2 separate regions of the Homo sapiens genome follow, and region 1 is linked to region 2. A link is an interaction called in ENCODE POLR2A ChIA-PET data of the cell type or tissue named here. Cell type or tissue: GM12878. All regions are shown on one strand. Links, peaks and the distances in the headings refer to the core of each region. The heading gives the core; the rest is flanking DNA. Region 1 overlaps ANKRD44 (ankyrin repeat domain 44). Region 2 overlaps ANKRD44 (ankyrin repeat domain 44).

Region 1 (10,296 bases), core at 3,082-8,081, 56 kb after region 2:
GTACCTCAGTTTCCTCATCTCTAAAATGGAAAGAACAATAATATTGTACGTACCTCATAGTGTTATAGTGAGGATGAAATGAGGGAATGCATGAACGTCACTCCGAGTAGTGACTGATCCTGGGGAATGACTGTAGGTGTTTTAAGTGTAGAAAATGTGTGTCAGGAAGATAAATCTAGCAGCAACACAGGGTAAGGTGGCTACAATGGGAAAAGATTGCATAGGGGGTTGGGAAGACTGTTGAGTGTAAGCGAGATGGTTGGCAGCATCAGGGACCTGGGAATTCAAGGTCCCATTGTAGGGATGGCTGGGCAGAATGATTTAAGAATCCAGGGGTTATGGGGCTGGGTGAGGTGGCTCATGCCTGTAATCCCAGTGCTTTGGGAGGCTGAGGCAGGATGATTTGCTTGAGGTCAGGAGTTCAAGACCAGCCTGGGCAACACAGCGATACCCCATCTCTAAAAAAAAAAAAAAAAAAAAAAAAAGCCAGATGTAGTGGTGCATACTTGTAGTCCTAGCTACATGGGAGGCTGAGACGGGAGTATCACTTGAGCCCAGGAATTCCAGGCTGCAGTGAGCTATGTTGCTGCCATTGTACTCCAGCCTGGGTGACAGAGTGAGATCACTGTCTAAATAAATAAATAAAATAAATAAAAATAAAAATCTAGGAGTTAGGTAGGCAGGGCACAGTCATTCATGGGATTATAGGAGGACTCTCCTCTGTCACCCCATGTCTTCCTTACATTTCATTCTTCAAAGCCTGGTCTTCATCAGGACTCATGTGGCCATGTTGTGCTCATGTCTCTGATGTCATTTTCTGGTTTGGGGACACAGCAGGTCATTAGGGATGAAGCACTGGGATAGAGTTCAACTGCTTATTCACCCCTCCCTTTTCCTGTTATCTGTTTTCTACTCTCAATTTGGTAAAAGGGTTTACATGATAGCTGAGAACTGTATTAGGGAATATATTTTATTTCTCTTCCTTCTTAGTTTTTGGAATGTTTCTGAAAGAATTTAGGTTGAGCTTTTATTTGATCAGTCTTGATTCACTTTCCTGGCCTTCTAATTTTCCCTAAATGCGAGAGGTTTTAGAGTAATAGAGTAATACATAGAGATAAGGAATGTGGCCTCATGGTAATTCCGTGGGACAGGCAGTTTGTACCACTGTTAGGAAAAATAACCCTACAAACAGCTTTGCTGTTAAGTTTCTCCCTTCCCCTTTAGGTGGGAAAAGACTATAGCAAATGGCCTTTTTATTATGTAAGGTAAATGAGTACCCTCAATTTTATCTGCTTTGTAAATCAGAATATTCATATGTTTTCTTAAACTAAGTTGAGTATGTATACTGCTGTCCCTTGGTATCCATGGGGTATTGGTTCCAGGACTATTGTAGATATCCAAATCCAGGGATGCTCAAGTCCCTGACATAAAATGGTGTCGTATTTGCACATAACCTATGTACTTTCTCCCATATACTGTAAATCATCTCTAGATTGCTTATAATACCTAATACAATGTAAATGCTATGTAAACCGTTGTTATACTATATCTTTTTATTTGTATTATTATTATTATTGAGATGGAGTCTTGCTCTGTTGCCCAGGCTGGAGTGCAGTGGCACAATCTCGGCTCACTGCAATGTTCACCTCCTGGGTTCAAGTGATTCTCCTCTCTCAGCCTCCCCAGGAGCTGGGATTACAGGACTGCACCACCATTCCTGGCTAATTTTTGTATTTTTAGTAGAGATGGGTCTTACCATGTTGGCCAGGTTGGTCTCAAAATCCGGACCCACCTTGGCCTCCCAAAGTGCTGGATTTACAGGCATGAGCTACCACACCCGGCCTTTATTATTGTATTATTATTTTTTATTTTTTTCCCTAAATATTTTAGATTTGCGGTTGGTTGAATTAAACCAATGGCAGATGCAGAACCCATCATATGGAGGGCCAACTGTAAATTCAAAATTGGCTACCCACAGGGTCACCCACTTATACACATGCTTTTACTATGTATGGAATATGATAGGTCATTTTGCTAGAACACGGAGATACATAGCTAAACAGAAAATTAGCATCACTGCTTGAGATGTAGAGTCAGCTCTCTTTAAAAGATTGTCAAACCACAGCCTGGCATTAGTTAGATTTGATAGGGTAGAAGGTGAATAATCGTAAGCTGAGCTGTCTTTGTAAATGTTGTGATTTTTCCCATCTTCCATTTTTCTATCTCCCCTGCAACAGTTTCAACTGGTAGATGAGTTCTGACACATGAAACACATGGTATTTTGTACCAATTCTATCCCAACATGTGGTTGGTGACCATAAATAGACATGATATTAGCAAATAATATTAGGAACACTGTAAATGGATGTTTGGGTGATCATTCAGAAAGACAGGAAGGTAAACAAAAAATACTGCCTGCTGCTTATATACTGACCAGTCTGGAGGCTGATGACACATTCTTCTTTGCTAAATTAATAAGAAGGTGGGAAGTGGCTTTCTTCTATTGCCATTGTATTCTGTGATGCACAAATTTAACTCAATTTTCCCATTACACTATACGTAGTTGCTTAATAGAGTCTTGTCCAAGCATTTAAAAAATCACTGTACCTTTTGTGTTGCTGCTGACATGAGCTATTAAGAAAGTTGAAACTTTAGTAGCAGCTGCTTCCTCTGCCAGTTATAGCTACCTAAGTTGGGTTGAATTTCTTTGTGCTTTGAGATGGGTCTCCCAGTTGTGAGGAGTATTTGGTTTTGATACTTTTGTTTTGGATGACAGCGATGAGTGTTCGCTAACTTTTATCCATATGTCATCTTATGTTTGCATTCCTGGGTGGAAGAATAATAGTTCAATGTCTATTCATAATACTATACGATTTCTTAACTCCCCTGATTGGAGCCCACACATATGTCCTATGTCCTTCCTTGCTATGGTTTGAATGTTTGAATGTTTGTGTCCCCACCAAAATTCATATGTTGAAACTTAATCCCCAGTGTGATCATGTTAGGAGGTGGAGCCTTTGGGAGTGATTAGGTCATGAAGGCTCAGGCCTCATGAATGGGATTTGTGCCCTTATGAAAGAGGCCCAAGGGAGCTTGTTTGCCCCCTCTGCCACATGAGGGCACAGCAAGAAGGTGCCATCCGTGAGGAACAGGCCTTCACCAGATATCAAATCTGCTGGCACCTTGATCTTGGACTTGCCAGTCTCCAGAACTGTGAGCAATAAATCTCTGTTGTTTATAAGTTAACCTTATATCCAGTCTAAGGTATTTTGTTATAGCAACTCAAGTGGACTAAGATAGTCCTCTACAGGTTTTCTGAGTTTTCAGTTATATTTTAATTATGTTAGTTTTAGGAAGGCCCAACTCACTTGAATTTATTAGCATGGATTCAGTTAACACATACAAAATGTAGAGTTCAGGCCCAAGTTTCTCTTTAAGACATTTTTTTTTTTGTCCTAAAGCTGTATTCCTGTGACATTGGATTCCTTGTTTCTTAGGTTCTTTAAGGGTTTTATTTATTTTATTTTTTTAAAGTCTTTCTTCCTGCTGTTGGCTGGAATAGTGACTTCTTAAGACATTCAGCAGTATGAACTAGAAACATATTACATATGCAGTCACCATATATGTATAGTAAATGCTTCAAAATGGTGGACTTTGTTTTGTTTTGATTTGATTCATGGAAACTCCTCTAAATAAAGAGCTTTTCTAATATTATTCTGTGTATCTACTGCAATCATTAGAGCACTTGCTCAGTGAAATTGGAGGAAATCTCAACACTTTCTAGAAACTGAGTTCCAGCAGAGCTGTAATTAGGCAGGGCAACATAATTTTCCTAAGCGATTAAGTTGCTAGTCACAGAATGTGATCTCTTTATCCAGGTCTGGAAGCAAAGGAACTTGTGCCTATTTGTGGCCCTTACATCTGGTTGTGGTTAGCCTGGCGGACTGACAGGTCTGACAGTTGAGCTTTTCCTGACTTAATTCCCCTGTTTCTCCCCTTTGGGCTGTAGAGAGATGACTCTGAGGCTTTCTGGTCTCATCTTGAGTGTTGAGGCCCAGGTAAATAAAAGCATGTCCTTTGCCTCTCTTGATAGGTGAGTCAAGTCCCAACTCTCCTAGACTAGAGTGTCCTGTTAACCATTCTTGACTTTCGTCTCAGCTGGAAAGACGGGGACCATTCCAGCATTGCCTAAGAATATTCCATAGGGGGAACAGCCTGGTAAGGTTAGAAGATGAGCCCTTTTTTTAAGGTGAACCTAGAGAGGTGGCCATACCAGTTTAATCTAGTCATTGTGGTTATAATTGGGGATAGAAATGTTTTAGCAAGAAAGTGGTTTGTAGGTTGGCTGGAGATGGACTTTGATGTCTGGCTCCTCCTGTCTCTTTTGAGAAACCTGGTATAACTGGAAATGTGGGGAGCCTTAGGATCAAGCATATTGAACGTGGTTTTCCTTTGGCCAGAATTAAAATTTGATTTTGCTTTTCTAGATTGTCCAAGTTGCTGTGATTATCAAACTGAAATGAAGTACCATTATATTATAAAATACCATTATATTATAAAATATTTGCTACATAGATCTGTTATAACTTTTCTGTACTGTTTATCAATTAGTAAATGGTATTAAATTTATTTAGATAATCAGCTACTAAAATAAACTAGTCATGAGGAAGGACCTGTTTTCATTGAATTTTTCAATAATAGTGCATTTCCTGGCACATAAAAGGCATTCAATAAATTGATGAAATAATAAGTAATAAAGTTTAACAAGGATCTACTGATAAAGTTTTACTTATAATGCACCCTAGCAAGTTTTTATATATAGACTATTTTAAAAAAGATTAATCAAGACATTAAACCTAAAGGGAGATTTTTTTAAATGGTTTGGGAAGAAAAGCACAGTAATATGTATTTTTAAGATTAATATTGTACAAGTATTTTTATTATGTTTGAAGGTTTTTGGCTTATTTATTAGCAGAGGAGGAACTCTTTAAAGAGTTTCTTTTCCTCTTTCAGGCCACCAGCACTATGTAGTGAATCATTGAAATGATTCTTCCTTTTTATTCTCATGTTACTATCAAAACCTGGCACAATGGAGGCATATAATAAATCTTAAAGAACAATAAGTACCTCTACTTCTTAGAAAAAAGAAAAATCTTACCTTCTGAAACTTCTTATTTTTAAAAATGTTAATATAGATTCAAATGTTTTTTTTAAATTTTACATAACTTTTTCCAGATTGCAAAAGCAATACAAGTTCATTATAGAGAACTTGGAAATAGAATAATTAAAATTACCATAAACTTCTGGACCCAAGATAGTTGCTATTTAATTTTGATATATTTCTTACCAGTCCAGCATTTTTCCATGAGTATTCTACAGAGTGCTTGCCTAATATAAGATGTTCTGGTGAACAAGAGTTCAAGTAGAAAATCTATTTACTGTGCCCCTCTTGGAGATCCATGATGCATAGTGGCAGTATTAAAGGCTCTGAGAAGGTCTGCAAGAAAGAAACCCTTTGCATTATTTAATCAGTGTTTCCTAAGCTTATTTGACGACTAAGTCCTCTGTGTATGTATGTGTGTGTAGAATTTATTAGCATCCTCATACTTTGACAAATTTAATTCTATTTTCCTTTTCTTCTTTTAAGATGTTAGCTTTTCTGGGAGTCTATTCTGGTTATAGGACATTCCCCTTTAATTTTTCAGGGCCGATCTCTTGGTAGGCCTCAGAAAGAGGATGCAGAGCCAAAAAGAGAGAAGATGTGCCCTGGAAAGGAGGAATAGACTTAAAATGCATGATTACTGTGGGCTGCATTACAAGATTTTGCATACCCCCAGTCCAAAAATCAAATTTATTCATGTTCAGTAAGATGCTTCTGAGACTTTGCCAGCTGTGGATTATGCATTTGGGGAAAGCTGATGGAGAGGCCTTTGATCATAGGCTGGGTTGTTGTAGAACTTCCTGATTGCAAAGAGCAGACAATTACTTTTAAGAGAGGGTGTTGGGGGTGTGGGGAAGTGGGGAGGTAGCTATCGAACTGTGAGATTTGGTTATTATCTAGTATGCCATGTCCTTGGATCTGGCTTTCTGAGATGACTTTTGTTCACAGTAAAATCTTACATGTTGTGGCTAATAAAAAAAAAACTTGCTTCAAGACTGCTGTAGAGACACTGAATCTAAACTGGGCACCAACATTGTCACCCACAGAGAGAGACTTGCTAGAAACAAGTGAGGAAGCATCTCTAGCAATTTTGTGGAGGTTTTCTTTAAGCTTCTAGCAACTGTTGCTAGTGTCACTAGATTGCTGTTTTTAGAACAGTTTTAGGGATTTCCATCTTGCTTCCTACCCAGCTCTTTCTCTTAATTTTTGAAATGCCAAGAGCTTAGTGGTAGAAGTCTGAACAACTTTTTGTTTTTTTTAAAAGAAGGTCTTGGCTTGGCTCTTTTTTTTTTTTTTTTTTGAGCTGGAGCCTTGCTCTGTCACCCAGACTAGAGTGCAGTGGTGCGATCTTGGCTCACTGCAACCTCTGCCTCCTGGGCTCAAGTGATTCTCGTGCCTCAGCCTCCTGAGTAGCTGGGATTACAGGCACACACCACCACGCCCAGCTCATTTTCGTATTTTTAGTAGAGACAGGGTTTCACCGTGTTGGCTAGGCTGCTCTCCAACTCCTGACCTCAGGCGATTCACCTGCCTCTGGCTCCCAAAATGCTAAGATTACAGGCGTGAGCCATCATGCCTGGTTTACCTCTTGAATATATATATATTTATATCTAGATTTTCTTCTATAAACATTAATTCAACTATTCTTATTTTAGGAAATGTAGAAATTATATGACCAAAAATGCATATATTATAAGGGAATATATTAGAGAGATTTGCAGAAAAATGCAAGGCCCTTCATCTGATTGAAAATCTACGTTGAAGACATTTGAGAAGAAGCAGATTGGTTGCATTAGTTTTTACATAGGTGTTCACCTGGTCATATTTTTATGTTTTTCAGAGTATGAAATCCATTGAGATAGTGAAACTCCCAAAAACTAGTTACTAAAGCAAGAAAGGTATGCAATAGAACTGGCAGGTCTATAAAATGTGAAATGTTAAGTCTGCCTTTGGGACAGTGTAAATGTTGCAAAAATTTATCAAGATAGAAAACAAAAGTAAAACCAAGACACGTTGCAGAACTCAGTGACAGTTGGTTATCTTGCATTGAGTAATCTGTGGAAGAAACTGCTGACTGTTCCCCAATATCATCTTCCTTTCTTTATAAGTTATTTATGTTTCTCCTGGATTAAAGACTGTTTTTTTGGCCGGGCACAGTGCCTCACACCTGCAGTCCCAGCACTTTGGGAGGCCAAAGTGGGCAGATGGCTGAGCCCAGGAGTTTGAGACCATCCTGGGTAACATAGTGAAACCCCATGTCTACAAAAAATAAAATACTAGCTGGGCATGGTGGCTCATGCCTGTAGTCCCAGCTACTTGGAAGGCTGAGGTTGGAGGATTGCTTGAGCCCGGGTGGCCAAGGCTTCAGTGAGCCATGCTCTCTAGCCTGGGTGACTGAGACCATGTCTCAAAGAGAAAAAAGGACAATTTTTTCTAGCTTACCTTTTGGCCAGTTATGCCTTTGTGACTGTATTCTGGCAAGAGGATTTATGTGGAAATTTCACAAAATGGGGATCATTACCCTTGTTTATCCCATTCTTTCTTCCTGATGCCTGGAATTGGGTGAGATTGCTGGACTTGAGCAGCCATTGTGGATCATGAAGTAGAAGCAGATGCTACAGAGAATGGAGCAGCAAGACAGATGGAACCTGGGCTAGCCACGGTGGTTCACGCCTGTACTCCCAGCCGAGGGGTACAGGGCAGGCGGGTTGGGGGGCCAGGACGAGCAGATCACCTGAGGTCAGGAGTTCAAGACCAGCCTGGCCAACATGGCGAAACCCCGTCTCTACTGAAAATACAAAAATTTGCCAGGCGTGGTGGTACATGCCTATAATCCCAGCTACCCGGGAGGCTGAGGCAGGAGAATTGCTTGAACCTGGGAGGCTGAGGTTGCAGTGAGCTGAGATCGTACCACTGCACTTCAGCCTGGGTGACAGAGTGAGACTCCATCTAAAAAATAAATTAAAAAAAAAAAGATAGATGGAACCTGGGTCCTTATCACCATCGAGCACCATACCAGTCCTGGGTAACTTCTATAGACCTTGTTTACAACGAGGGAGAAATATATATATATCTTTCTTGATTAAGCCACTGTTATTTTGGGTTTTCTGTAACATGATGCTGAACCTAATCCTTCTATGGTATTATGCTACCCTTAGGTTAGACTGATTTTTTTGTCAAGGTTGTCATCATAGCACAGATCAAGATACAACCAGATTCACCTGAGAACAATCAATTTACTAGTGCTGATAGTATGTAGAGCCAGTTGACTAGGCAATGTTCAGAACAGACTTTCTATTAAATATCTTCCTCACTGTGCCTTTATTTGACCTGACCATTTTTTTTTACGGTAGAGTGTCAGGATGTGATATGGTTTGTTTATTCATTCAGCAAATGTAATGAGTGCCTACTATAGGCCAGCCATTGTGTTAGGCTCTGGGAATCCAGTGTGAGCCAAACAGGCATAGTCTGTGTCTTGACACAGCTTACAGTTTGGTGTAGAAGATGGATATTAATGAAAGGACCACACAGTTATATAATGACTGTACAAACTGTGACATGAGCACAGGAAGCTACCAGAACACATACAACGGAAGAATCTCATCTAGACTTGGGGTAGGAGGGCTAGTCAGGAAAGCTGTCTTGCACAAGTAGCTTTTGAATTGAGATGTGAAAGGTGAATTGGATTTAATCAGGTGAGGGTGGGTAGGATGTTCTAGATAGAGGGAATTGTCTGGACCAAAGCTCTGAGAAGGGAGGGGCTGCAGCATTTTCAGGAGTGGAAGGGCATCCGGAAGTTGCACTGGTGCACTGCATGGAAAGGAAAGTCATGGAAATAACCAAGCTGACTTGTCAAGGATGTCACTTTTGTAAGGCGTTAAACATTCCCTTTCATGACAAAATTATTTTAGAGGAGCTGATTTCATTCCAAATCTATCACAAAATAAATAAAACAATCAGACCTTTTGTATTTTAGGGAGTGATGCTCTGGGACATGTAATTAGGTGCCAGTTTTCTGTGCGCGATTCTCTTTTGTAGTGATTTACATGTTGTATATTAGCTGTCATTTAGACGTTTATGGGGTGGACAATGGGTGTGAATGGAGCCGGCATTACAGACATCACACACTCCGAATCTTCTAGTGAAAATGTTAATGGCATGAAATATTTTTAATGAGCACATGTTCCCTTGAGCAGAGTCCAATCCCACAGAAGGAGTTCAGCAGTGTAGCTTAAAAGCAAGAGGGTTGGCGAGTTTTATTTCTTGAGAAAAGTATTGCTGAAGTAGTATCTTTTAAGTTAATGCTACTGAAAGTAAAAACAGCAGAGGCAGGAAAATATTTGTTTTCCAAACATGTTTTATTTATAGATGGGTGAGTTCTTAGAAAAGATGATTTAATAATTGATTCATCTTTGTTTTGAACATATATAGTATTTTGTGCCTTTCTTTTAATTATAGTAACTAGTACTGAAACATTCAAGGGTGCAATACTCTATAGAACAAAGGTCTATTCTTAAGGGAAAGAAATAATACAGTCGGCTATTATACAAGATCGACAGTTGACGGCAAAGGACTTAAAGGAGTCGAGTTTGCTCTAAAAACGAGTCTATGCTGCCTCTCATCAGCTCCGTTCTACACCATTGCCATCTCTCCCCGCTGCCAGGGCATCAAAGAACACTTTGTTCCTCCTATTTTCTTGACTTCTAGTGAGAGACAAACCTCAGTGTCTTGCTTCTCCCCATTTTTCCTCTAATATTTCTGGAGGCAGATATGCCTTTGCCACTTCTGTGGGAGTAAGCTAAAAACAGTAGCCTTCAGACCTTCTCCCTCACTGTGTGCTCTCATTATACAAACTCAGGACTGAAGTGGCACGGGGATTCTCTTTTTCTCAGTAGCTACTGTCAAATTTCTCTTTTTCTCCTATCCTTCCTTCCTTTCTTTTATTCTTTTTTTTTTTTTTTGAGTAGTTTGTTGCAGGGAGAGATGAGTAGTTTTGGGCTTAGATTGAGACTATTTTTGCATTAAATGGAGAAAGAAAATGGAAACTAGTTCTATAATAGGCATCTATAGGCAACACTCCAGCCATAGAATTAGAAGAAACTAGTAGGCAACTAGTAGGCCCCATAGACCAGAGC
Region 2 (10,296 bases), core at 2,119-7,118:
TTAAGAGAAAGTTTTCTGCCCTATGAAAAGATAAAAGATCACATATTGTCCTATTTTCTGGTTATATTTTCCCTCTTTTTAAACTGTGCTTTTGGTTGTGAGGATGGTTAGCACTGTAGGTAATTCTCAGTCGTAGGTAATTCTCAGTTCCATTTCTTTTCAGGGGAAGTATCAAGGTGACATGAGGGGACAGGAAATATTGTCCCTAAATGTTCTAAGAGTGGATCTCCCATGTATTCAAGCAATCGAGGGGTGTTTAATGAGCTCCATCTACATAGCAATGATACAGCATAGCTCTGCTGGGGCTCTCTGCTCTCCCCTTCTCCACAAAAGGGAAGGACAGGTAAGAACAGGCACAATAAAATAGAAACCAGACAGAAAGAATTGGGAACAAGGAGACAAGACAAGAATCATGCTTTACGTGATTTAATCCTAATATTTTTATGAGAGGATGGCTATCATCATTTCATTTTAAAGATGAGGAAAATGAAGCCGGGTGCGGTGGCTCATGCCTGTAATCCCAGCACTTTGGAAGGCCGAGGAAGATGGCTCACCTGAGGTCAGGAGTTCGAGACCAGCCTGGCCAGAGAGATGGCCAGAGATGGCTAGAGATGGTGAAACCCCATTTCTACTAAAAATACAAAAATTAGTCAGGTGTGGTGGCAAGCACTTGTAATCCCAGCTACTTGGGAGGCTGAGGCAGGAGAATTGCTTGAACCTGGGAGGACGAGGTTGCAGTGAGCCGAGATTGTGCCATTGCACTCCAGCCTGGGCGACAAGAGTGAAACTCTGTCTCAAAAAAAAAAAAAAAAAAAAAAGGAAAATGAAAACTGAGAGGTCGAGTAATTTTTTTCAGGGTCGCATGACTCTGGGAGTCACATCTGGGCAAGCTCAACTCCAAGGTGCACATTCTTAGCCATCACACATTAGGATTCTTGAAATAGGTGCAGTATCACAAGAGGCCTTTTTCCCCATGGAGCTCACAGTCTAGTTAGATGATACTGAATGCCTTGCACATGAAAGGCCCTCTTTAAAGTTTATTGAGTTCATGTGGCATATGAAACAGTTATCAATCCACATATAGTGCAGGTTTAGACTATGCTTAGGGGTATTGATTAGGGACTTCAGGAGTCCAGAGATGGGCAAAGTCATTAAGAAGGGAGCTGGAGGGAGTCTAAGCGGTACTTGAGGAAGGGAATGATTCAGGCAGCAGATGTGGGTAGAACCCAGGTGAGTGACGTGTTGTGTCCCTTTCAGGTAACCTGGTGACTAAATTTACTGAGTCATAGGGTTCATGTTAGGTAGGAAGAAGAGGTAAGGAAATATCCAATTTGCAAACTGGATAGGAGAGGTGTTTGCATATTAACACATTTTTCTCAGTTGAGTTCTTTGATAGGTACTACATGCCCTCTGCCTGAAAACTTGAATTGATGAATTTGTGCCTAAGCAAAACTCATTGTTTCCATTTGTTGCACATGACTTTTTACAAATTAATTTGTATTTACTTTGTTCCAAAAAGTATTGAAGCATTAAAGTAAGGTGTTGCCTTATGGGCCCTTCTGTGTCCATGATACCCCTGGCTTGGATAGAATGTTGCATGAGGTACCATGGCAACATTTTGTGAACAAACATGTATTTTGGAGTAGCAAGGACTTCATTGAAAGGATCTAGATGGTTTGGTGATGTAGGCCATTGATGGAATAATGTAGTATGTTTAAAGATGACTTTTTTTTCCTTCTTAAAAAATTATTTCCATAGGTTTTTGGGGAATGGGTGGTGTTTGATTACATGAATAAGTTCTTTAGTGGTGATTTCTGAGATTTTGGTGCACCTGTCACCACTAAAGAACTGTACCCAATGTGTAGTCTTTTATCCCTCACTCCTTTCTCACCATTTCCCTGATTCCCCAAAGCTCATTATATCATTCTTATGCCTTCGTGTCTTCATAGCTTAGCTCCTACTAATGAGTGAGAACATATGATGTTTGTTTTTCCATTTCTGAGTTATTTCAGTTAGAATAATCGTCTCCAATTCCATCCAGGTTGCTGCAAATGCCATTATTTCATTCCTTTTTATGGCTGAGTAGTATTCCATGGTATGTATCTACCACACTTTCTTTATCCACTCATTGATTGATGGGCATTTGAGCTGGTTCCATATTTTTGCAATTGTGAATTGTGCTGCTGTAAACATGCATGTGCAAGTACCTTTTTCTTATGACTTCTTTTCCTCTGGGTAGATACCCAGGAGTGGGATTGCCGGATCTAGAGATGACTTGTTTTTAATCTTATACATATTTGTTAAATAAGAAATTACAAAATCCAGACTATGGGATGCCTACAGAAAAAACAGACCTCATTTATTTAAAAAATCAATTGTAAGAGGAAAAAAAAAAGATGGAGAGGAAATATAAATCCATAAATTAAAAGAGAATTAAGATACATTCAGACTAGTTGCAGTGAATAGATTTGGATTCTGATTTAAACAAACTTAAAAAAGCACACTTCTTTGAGATAATTGGGGAAATTTGAATACTGACTGGATATTTGATGATTTAAAGTGTGAATAGGATATTGTGGTTATGTTTAAAAAGAGAGTCCTTTTACAAAACTAGAAACTATAAAACTCTAGCATTTTCTCTCTCTTTCTTTTTTTTTTTTGAAACAGGATCTCACTCTGTCACCCATGCTAGAGTGTAATGGTGCGATCACAGCTCACTGCAGCCTTGACTTCCGGGGCTCAGTTGAGTCTCCCACCTCAGCCTCCTGAGTACCTGGGACTACAGGTGCGTGCCACTACACCTGGCTAGTTTTTGTATTTTTAGTAGAGATGAGTTTCACCATGTTGCCCAGGCTGGTCTCGAACTCCTGGAATCAAGTGATCTGCTTGGCTTTCCAAAGTGCTGAGATTACAGGCATGAGCCACCATGCTTGGCCTACTTTAGCATTTTCTCAGGGCACCTATTTAAGTGATACATTCTTTTTGGAAACTATTTTTCTTTTTACTTCTTCCTGCCACCTTTGTGCCCCTCTTAAGGCCTCCACTCTCGCTTGATAGAATGCCTTCAGTAAAGTTGTTAGAATCCTTTCTGTTTGTCCATAAAAGCACATGATTTTTCTGGTTTTGCTGCCCAAGGAAATATGCTTCTGAGCTAGTTGTGTGGTCCACACATCTATTGACTTAGTTTAAGTGGCTCCATAACTTGAGTCAAATACTTGAGCATTGGTCTTAGAATCCCATCTTGTGTGCTTTTAGGAAGACCTGGATTTGGCTTGTCCAGTGTAAGATATTTGGAAGGGAATTTAGATACTAGAGTTGCCAAAAATCGCTTTCTTACATTGACTTTTAAACTATGCTTTTAATTATACCGTGTAGTTCTTAAAGGCAGCAAACAGTTACAAGGTCTCAATTCTAATGGGCCTGGCTGCCATGCCTCTCTTCTTACCTGAACAGGAAGTAGGTGTTTGTTGTTGCCTTGAGTGGTTTCACCATTGCTTCAGACATGCTGAAATATCTTCCTTTATTTCTACAAGTGTAAAAATCTTTCTATATCCTTCTTAACGGAGTCCAGATTTAAGAATAGACCATAAGCATAAGAAGTGGCCAGCTGTGACTTGAGTAAATGATACTGTCATGAGTAATTTAGAAGCCATGTGACTAAGGGTTTTGTACTTTGGAGCCTTAGTATAATTAGGTCTTGGGGCTCATGAGATGAGTGCAATGTTTAGTTGCTAATGCTCCTTTTCGTAGCAGCCAAGAAGAAACAATCTTTTTAAGTAGCTCTGCTTTGTAGCAAGGAGTCTTCTATCAAGGTTTCAGGGTACTGTATTTTATGTATAATATTTTAAAATATTGTGGCATCTAACCGAACAATTTCCAAAAATGCTCCGTGTGAGTTGTATATTTAGAATACTAAAGTTGATGTCTGGAGACCTGGGCTATGTGCACAGCGCTACTCCTAACAAGCTGTGTCCATCTTCCTGTGACACAACTTTCCTTGACTGTAAGATGGGTAAAATAATACTTGCTTTACGGGGAAGTTGTGATAATCAAGTGGGAAAAGTCTTTGTATAGCAGGTGGTCCTTGGTTGGCACTCTATAATAAATAGTCTCTGAATCTTGGGCTGGTTCCTCATTTGTCACATTAAAGAGACCAGTTTTCTCAGGTCAATTTCAGCTCTATGAAAATATGATTTGAGTTTGTTTTTGTTTTATATTTATGACCTTTTAACTAGTCTTCTTTCTCTCTCTCACTTAAACAACATTGGTAGAAAGAGTTTGTTTGTTTTATTTTTGTATGGAATTTCCATACTTCGGTATGAATTGTAGTGTTTGGTTCCTACAGCTTTAGGAATTACATTTTTCTTTCATTTTGGTTTTATCAAATCAATTGACTTAGTTTATTTGACCAAAGAATCTTATGTTTAGATAGATCTAGGAGGATCAATTTGTGTTGAAAAGATTCTCAGGAGTTTGCAGTCATTTTTTATTTAAGTTGTCAAAAAGAACTTTGAAAATTACTTATAAGAATGCCACTTCCTCTTCACAGAAATATAAAACTGTGTCTTTTTGAGGAAGTGTGTAAAAACAAAAGTTGATAGAGTAATCTTCATAAAAAATCATCACAGCAGAATGTCTAAAAAACATTGGTGTAAAATTTCAAGTCTCGAATTAATTTATAACGGTAGAAAACAAACTTCTCTGATAAAATGTGACTTAAAAAGTTAGATGAAAGATACATTGTAAAAAGTTACTTTAATTTGGGGTTTTTTCCCTTTTAAAACTATAGAATGCTACTTAAAGAGCAGATAATTTAAACATCATTGGATATGTGTATGTATCTTAATTCTAACAAAGCATTTCAATTTGAGGTGATTCTTGGTTGAGATGTAGGGCAAAGTAAAAAGGGTCACAGGAAATGAAAATGAGAATTGGTATAAGAAAAGGTGGAATAAGGAAAAATAAGAGAAAACCATTAAGAAACTTATTTATTTATTCTTTTAGAGGGAAGGAATTAGGAGCGGGAAGGAGATTGACTGTTAGTTTCTTAGGTGAGTGTTGGAGATGCTGTTGAACTTTAAGCTTAATTGGTCACCTGCTGTCCTTTGTTCTTTGAAATAATTGACATTGATCCTTGCTGTTCAGCCACATTGACACTTATATCTTGGGAGTTCTAGGATTGGACTAACAAAAGTGGAGGTTGTTACTTACACTGCAAAAGAAACAACCAGAGCTGTGTCACTCAGAAGGCTGAAAAGAATCAGGCTGACAGGTAATTTGGCCCCTCAAAAGGTCCTAGTGGCTGATATAGGACCTTCAGAATGAGTGTAGGTGACAGGCAGGTAACAAATTATTTTACACAGTGGGAAGTCAGGTATTAGGAGCTTCTATGACTAGTGACTAGGTTCCTGCAACAACTCTGGTTTTAAGCACCCCACTGCCTGTCCTGGTGAGTTGAACTCAAGCAGGACATTTCTTCATTACTGCTTTACCTTTTCTTTTTATTTCTTCTTCTTTTCTTTTTTATTTTTTTGAGACAGGGTCTCAATCTGCCACCTAGGCTGGAGTGCAGTGGTGCCATCATAGCTCGACCTCCTGGGCTCAGGTGATCCTCCCGCTTCAGCCTCCTGAGTAGCTGGGACTACAGGCATGTACCTCCATGCCACCTGGCTCACTTTTTGTAGGGACAGGGTTTCACCATGTTGCCCAGTCTGGTCTTGAACTCCTGAACTCAAGGGATCTGCCCACCTCAGCCTCCCAAAGTGCTGGGATTATAGGAAAGAGCAAACCACCGTGCCCAGCCTTGCTTTTACCTTTTCAACCAGCTCTTCCAGAGGCTGAATAGTATTTTTCTTAACTCCATTCCTGCCATGAATTGGCTGTGAGATCCTGGCCAGTCATTATACCTCCTTGGGCCTCAGTTTTCTTTAAGAAATGAGGACATTGTTTTAGAGTTTATTCTTGCAGCTGCTCCAGTCTTCTATAGTTTTAACCCAGGGGTTGCAGACTACTATCCACAGGACACATATGGCCTGCTGCCTGCTTTAAATGGCCCGTGAGCCAAGGATAGTTTTTATATTAAGTGATTGAAAAGGATCAAAAGGATAATACTTTGCAACACATAAAAATTAAACAAAATTCTAATTTCTTTGTCCATAAATAAAGTTGTATTATTTGTTTACGTCTTGTCTATGGGCGCTACAACAGCAGAGTTGAGTAGTTGTGGCAAAGACTATAGGGTCAGCAAAGCTGAAAATATTTATTATCTGGCCTTTTACAGGAAAAAATTTGCCAACCTCTTGCTCTAACTCAAGGGCAGACTTGGGGCCATCCTCTTCAGAAATCGAGTGCTACACTCTTACAGTCCTAGTGTTACCTAAGTTGCACTTTGATCTAGATTTAATTAGATTGAGGTGGGAATTCTTGCTTTTATTATTTTCTCCAGGAGAAAGTAGAAGCTTAGTTAGCTTTTTTGGTATGCTTTCAATTAGAAACAATCCTCCTTAAAACAATAGTTTTGTTTGTACTCAACTTTTTTTTCCCTCTGCCTAGGAATCACTGTAGAGAAGGAAGCCATATGTTTATATTTTAAATCACTTGCCTTTTCTATAGGATTTTTAAACTCCAGATGTGGACTCAGAAACAGTTAATATGTACTTTTGATGCACTCAAAGAGCCAAGATGGGGGAAGAGAGATCTTTACTTCTTATATATGAGAGCAAAACAGAAATCTTAATATTTTCTATTCCCCAAGTAGAGACTCTAGATTAATATGGGGATGGAAATAGCCTTAATTTTGTAGGAGGCTAATTTTAAGCAAACACAGTTTAAAGGTCAAGTATTACAAATGGAAATTATACAATTAAAAATAAATCTTAAAGCTGTCTACTAATCTAATGTTGCTCATTATTCTAGAAGGTTCTCTCTGAAGCTAAGTCTGGTAATTTCTGTGTGGGTTATAAGTTTGTGTGTGTGTTGGGGCGGAGGGGTGGTGCAGAGAGACAGAGAGAGAATGAAAATATGTGTGTGTGTGGTTTCCAGTGTTCATTTCATTAGAATTATAAAGAGCATCTGACTCTTGCTCTTGTACTTCCAGAGTCATTTGAGTTATTATGAAACTCCTCCTAGGCCTGGAGTTCTGTTTGATCTTGGATGAAGATGGGCACCTTGAACTGGTTAGCGAGGCCAGAAAGGAGGTCAGTCAACATGTCATCTTTCATATAAAGGTTCACTTTTCTCAGAAGTGAAACTAACTTCTATATGAAAGATGACACGTGTTGACTGACCTCCTTTTCTCTATCCTTCAGAGAGAATTAAGACTAAAGAAACTTGTTTAAAAGATTTGTAAAGAAATTAATGTAGTGTACAACTTTAGAAAACATGGACAGTGACCGAGTACCTAAGCTGTCTGGGACCTCCAGCATTTTCTGAACAATATTATAAATTGTCTGGTGAAGACAGGAGATGAGCATTAGAATCCCCATTTTTCATAGGGAGAAACCGAGGCCAGTGGCTGTTACTTTGCTTGTTGATTGTTAGTGGAGGTAGAGCTCTTATTTTTTCTGGCTCAGTCTGAGGTGCATTTCATTTGCCTATCCTGTTCTTAAACAGCACTTATAAAATCACGTGTCATTTCTGCAGTTATATTTAGGATACAGCCTAAAATGCTGTATAAACACCCTGTGATAGAATGCTGAAGGCTGCCGCCTGGGTAATTATCATGTGGTTCTAGTATCGTATCATCTGCATTATCCAGATTAGAATGTATCACCCACTTCTAAGCTGGTCTAGAAGAAGGAGCCCATTGTGTGCAAGGCCATAAGGATATTGCCTCATCGTTCCCCTGTGGGTAAAGATCTTTGTGATACACAGAAGACCGTGGAACTTCATTCTTATTTGAAAACACTTGTGACTGGTAATAATCCTGAAATACTAAGGCTTTCCCATGCCCTCATCCCCAAAATTCCTCTCTAATATGCTTTGTTTTCTTTTTTTAGAATTTTGTGAGATGTATTTAAGATTGGCCATCTGAAGGGAACATTTGTCACAGCACTGCCTAATCTTTAGATGTGTGTAAATGCAGATATGTTTAATGAACTCTTTCATTTTCCTGCTTACATGGAGTGGGGAAAGTTTCTTCATTGAGGCTCTCACTTCTGGTTTCAGTCCATTTTTAGCCCCTTGATTAGTGTGTGTCTTGGGAAGGTTGGAGCTAAGCCACTGAATTTCTCTTCACTTCTGGGGGAAAATGTTTGTACCCCAACTTTTTAGTATCTAAGACTCTGGTTAACTCAGTAGTAGTAGATTAGCAGTGACTATTGAATAAGTGAATGATGTAGTGCCAGTCTCTGCTGCTGTGTTTTTTCCTTCACCATCCTTCCCTTCTTTTATCTACTTTATCTACCTTCTTTTTCTCCTCTTGGGATCTTTACCATGAACAGAGGAAGGACAGGAAGTGATTAATTTTTGGTTATGTAAATAACCCTAGTAAAAAGATTGGTGATATAAAATATTGCTAATATTTGTTTGGTGGATTTTTTCTTCTTGGTGTCTTGATAAATATGTATAGTCAAGAATGTGTGGCTGATGGCTTAGTGTGTCATGACATGAACAGATCTGGGACAACTTCTCCAGTCAAGGAAACAGTATGGGAAGAAATGTTTTACTCACCATTTTTTTGTACTGTGGAGATTTTGGACAGGCTTTAACTGGGACAGCTCTTTAAAGACTTGCACAGGAAGTCACTGTTAATGTGCACTCTTGGTTTAAAGCATCTTGCTAAGTAGGGCCCAAAGGAGGCAGAGTGTGATTTCCATCACCGATCCTGGGTGGACTGAGAGGATGGCCATGCTGGGCCATCTACTGATGCTTACAAGTAGCTCATGGCAACATTTTTTATCCCCAACCCCTACCACCAAAAGATTTTTATACGCTATGTATTCCCTTGCACATTTTTTGGGGGGTTGACATCTAAAGTTTTTCATCACAAAGTTGGAAAGATACAAAGGATGTAATTCCTGGCATAATACAAATGTTGACTTTTAAAATGGAAACATTATATCACTGTTTAAAATGTGTTGAATGGAATTTAAACACTATTGTGATTTGAGTGTCCCACCTTCACTTAAAAAATACATGAGCAACATCATCACTGGTCATCAGATAAATGCAAATCAAAACCACAATGAGACACCATCTCATGCCAGTTAGAATGGCGATCATTAAAAAGTCAGGAAACCGCAGGTGCTGGAGAGGATGTGGATAAATAGGAATGCTTTTACACTGTTGGTGGGAGTGTAAGTTAGTTCAACCATTGTGGAAGACAGTGTGGCGATCTCTCAAGAATCTAGAACTAGAAATACTATTTGACCCAGCAATCCCATTACTGGGTATATATCCAAAGGATTATGAATCATTCTACTATAAAGACACATGCACACATATGTTTATTGTGGCACTATTCACAATAGCAAAGACTTGGAACCAATTCAAATGTCCATCACTGATAGACTGGATTAAGAAAATGTGGCACATATACACAGTAGAATACTATGCAGCCATAAAAAAGGGATGAGTTCATGTCCTTTGCAGGGACATGGATGGAGGTGGAAACCATCATCCTCAGCAAACTATCACAGGGACAGAAGAGCAAACACTGCATGTTCTCACTCATAGGTGGGAATTGAACAATGAGATCACTTGGACACAGAGCAGGGAACATCACACACTGGGGCCTGTCGTGGGGTGGTGGGATGGGGGAGGGATAGCATTTGGAGAAATACCTAATGTAAATGACGAGTTAATGGGTGCAGCAAGCCAACATGGCACATGTATACATATGTATCAAACCTGCACATTGTGCACATGTACCCTAGAACTTAAAGTATAATTTAAAAAAAATACATGAGCAAGCATTATTCGATAGTTGGAAATTTTACATTGTTCCTTTTTCTCCTTGAGCTTATACTTCTATTCCACTTTCTCATGCAGAATTTGGCTGGGTGTGGTGGCTCATGCCTGTAAATTACCGCACTTTTATCCAAATATTATACATTATTTATTTTTTTGAGATGGAGTCTTGCTCTGTTGCCCAGGCTGGAGTGCAATGGCATGATCCCAGCTCACTGCAGCCTCCGCCTCCTGGGTTCAAGTGATCCTCCTGCCTCAGCCTCCCAAGTAGCTGGAATTACAGGGGCCCACCACCATGCCCAGCTAATTTTTGTGTTTTTAACAGAGACGGGATTTCACCATGTTGGCCAGGCTGGTCTTGAACTGCTGACCTCAGGTGATCCACCT

Evidence for each region. ChIA-PET counts read pairs that join two places held together with the same protein. Peaks named below come from ENCODE experiments on the same cell type or tissue, not always from the same donor. Only the 100,000 strongest peaks of a DNase experiment are listed, where the experiment ranks them.
Region 1: POLR2A ChIA-PET joins it to region 2 with 14 read pairs; 14 of 35 experiments call an interaction of 5 or more read pairs at or near these places.

The regions. Positions count from the first base shown.
Region 1 is chr2:197,236,540-197,246,835 of GRCh38, reverse strand. The region is part of intron 1 of ANKRD44 (ankyrin repeat domain 44); the gene reads left to right. Among named protein-coding and RNA genes, the nearest start is that of ANKRD44-AS1, 44 kb to the right of the region's middle. RefSeq lists an enhancer at 7,127-7,176. In GM12878, for the core only: no CTCF peak of the experiment used is centred there; no DNase peak of the experiment used is centred there; H3K4me3 peaks cover 1,706 bases; H3K27ac peaks cover 3,397 bases.
Region 2 is chr2:197,291,281-197,301,576 of GRCh38, reverse strand. The region is part of intron 1 of ANKRD44 (ankyrin repeat domain 44); the gene reads left to right. ANKRD44-IT1 (ANKRD44 intronic transcript 1) reads left to right here. Exons shown (of 6, transcript NR_046837.1): 2 at 164-614; 3 at 2,042-2,095; 4 at 5,005-5,051; 5 at 5,178-5,272. Among named protein-coding and RNA genes, the nearest start is that of ANKRD44-IT1, 6.1 kb to the left of the region's middle. RefSeq lists a silencer at 2,798-2,847 and enhancers at 3,738-3,797, 4,108-4,157. In GM12878, for the core only: no CTCF peak of the experiment used is centred there; no DNase peak of the experiment used is centred there; H3K4me3 peaks cover 3,904 bases; H3K27ac peaks cover 4,856 bases.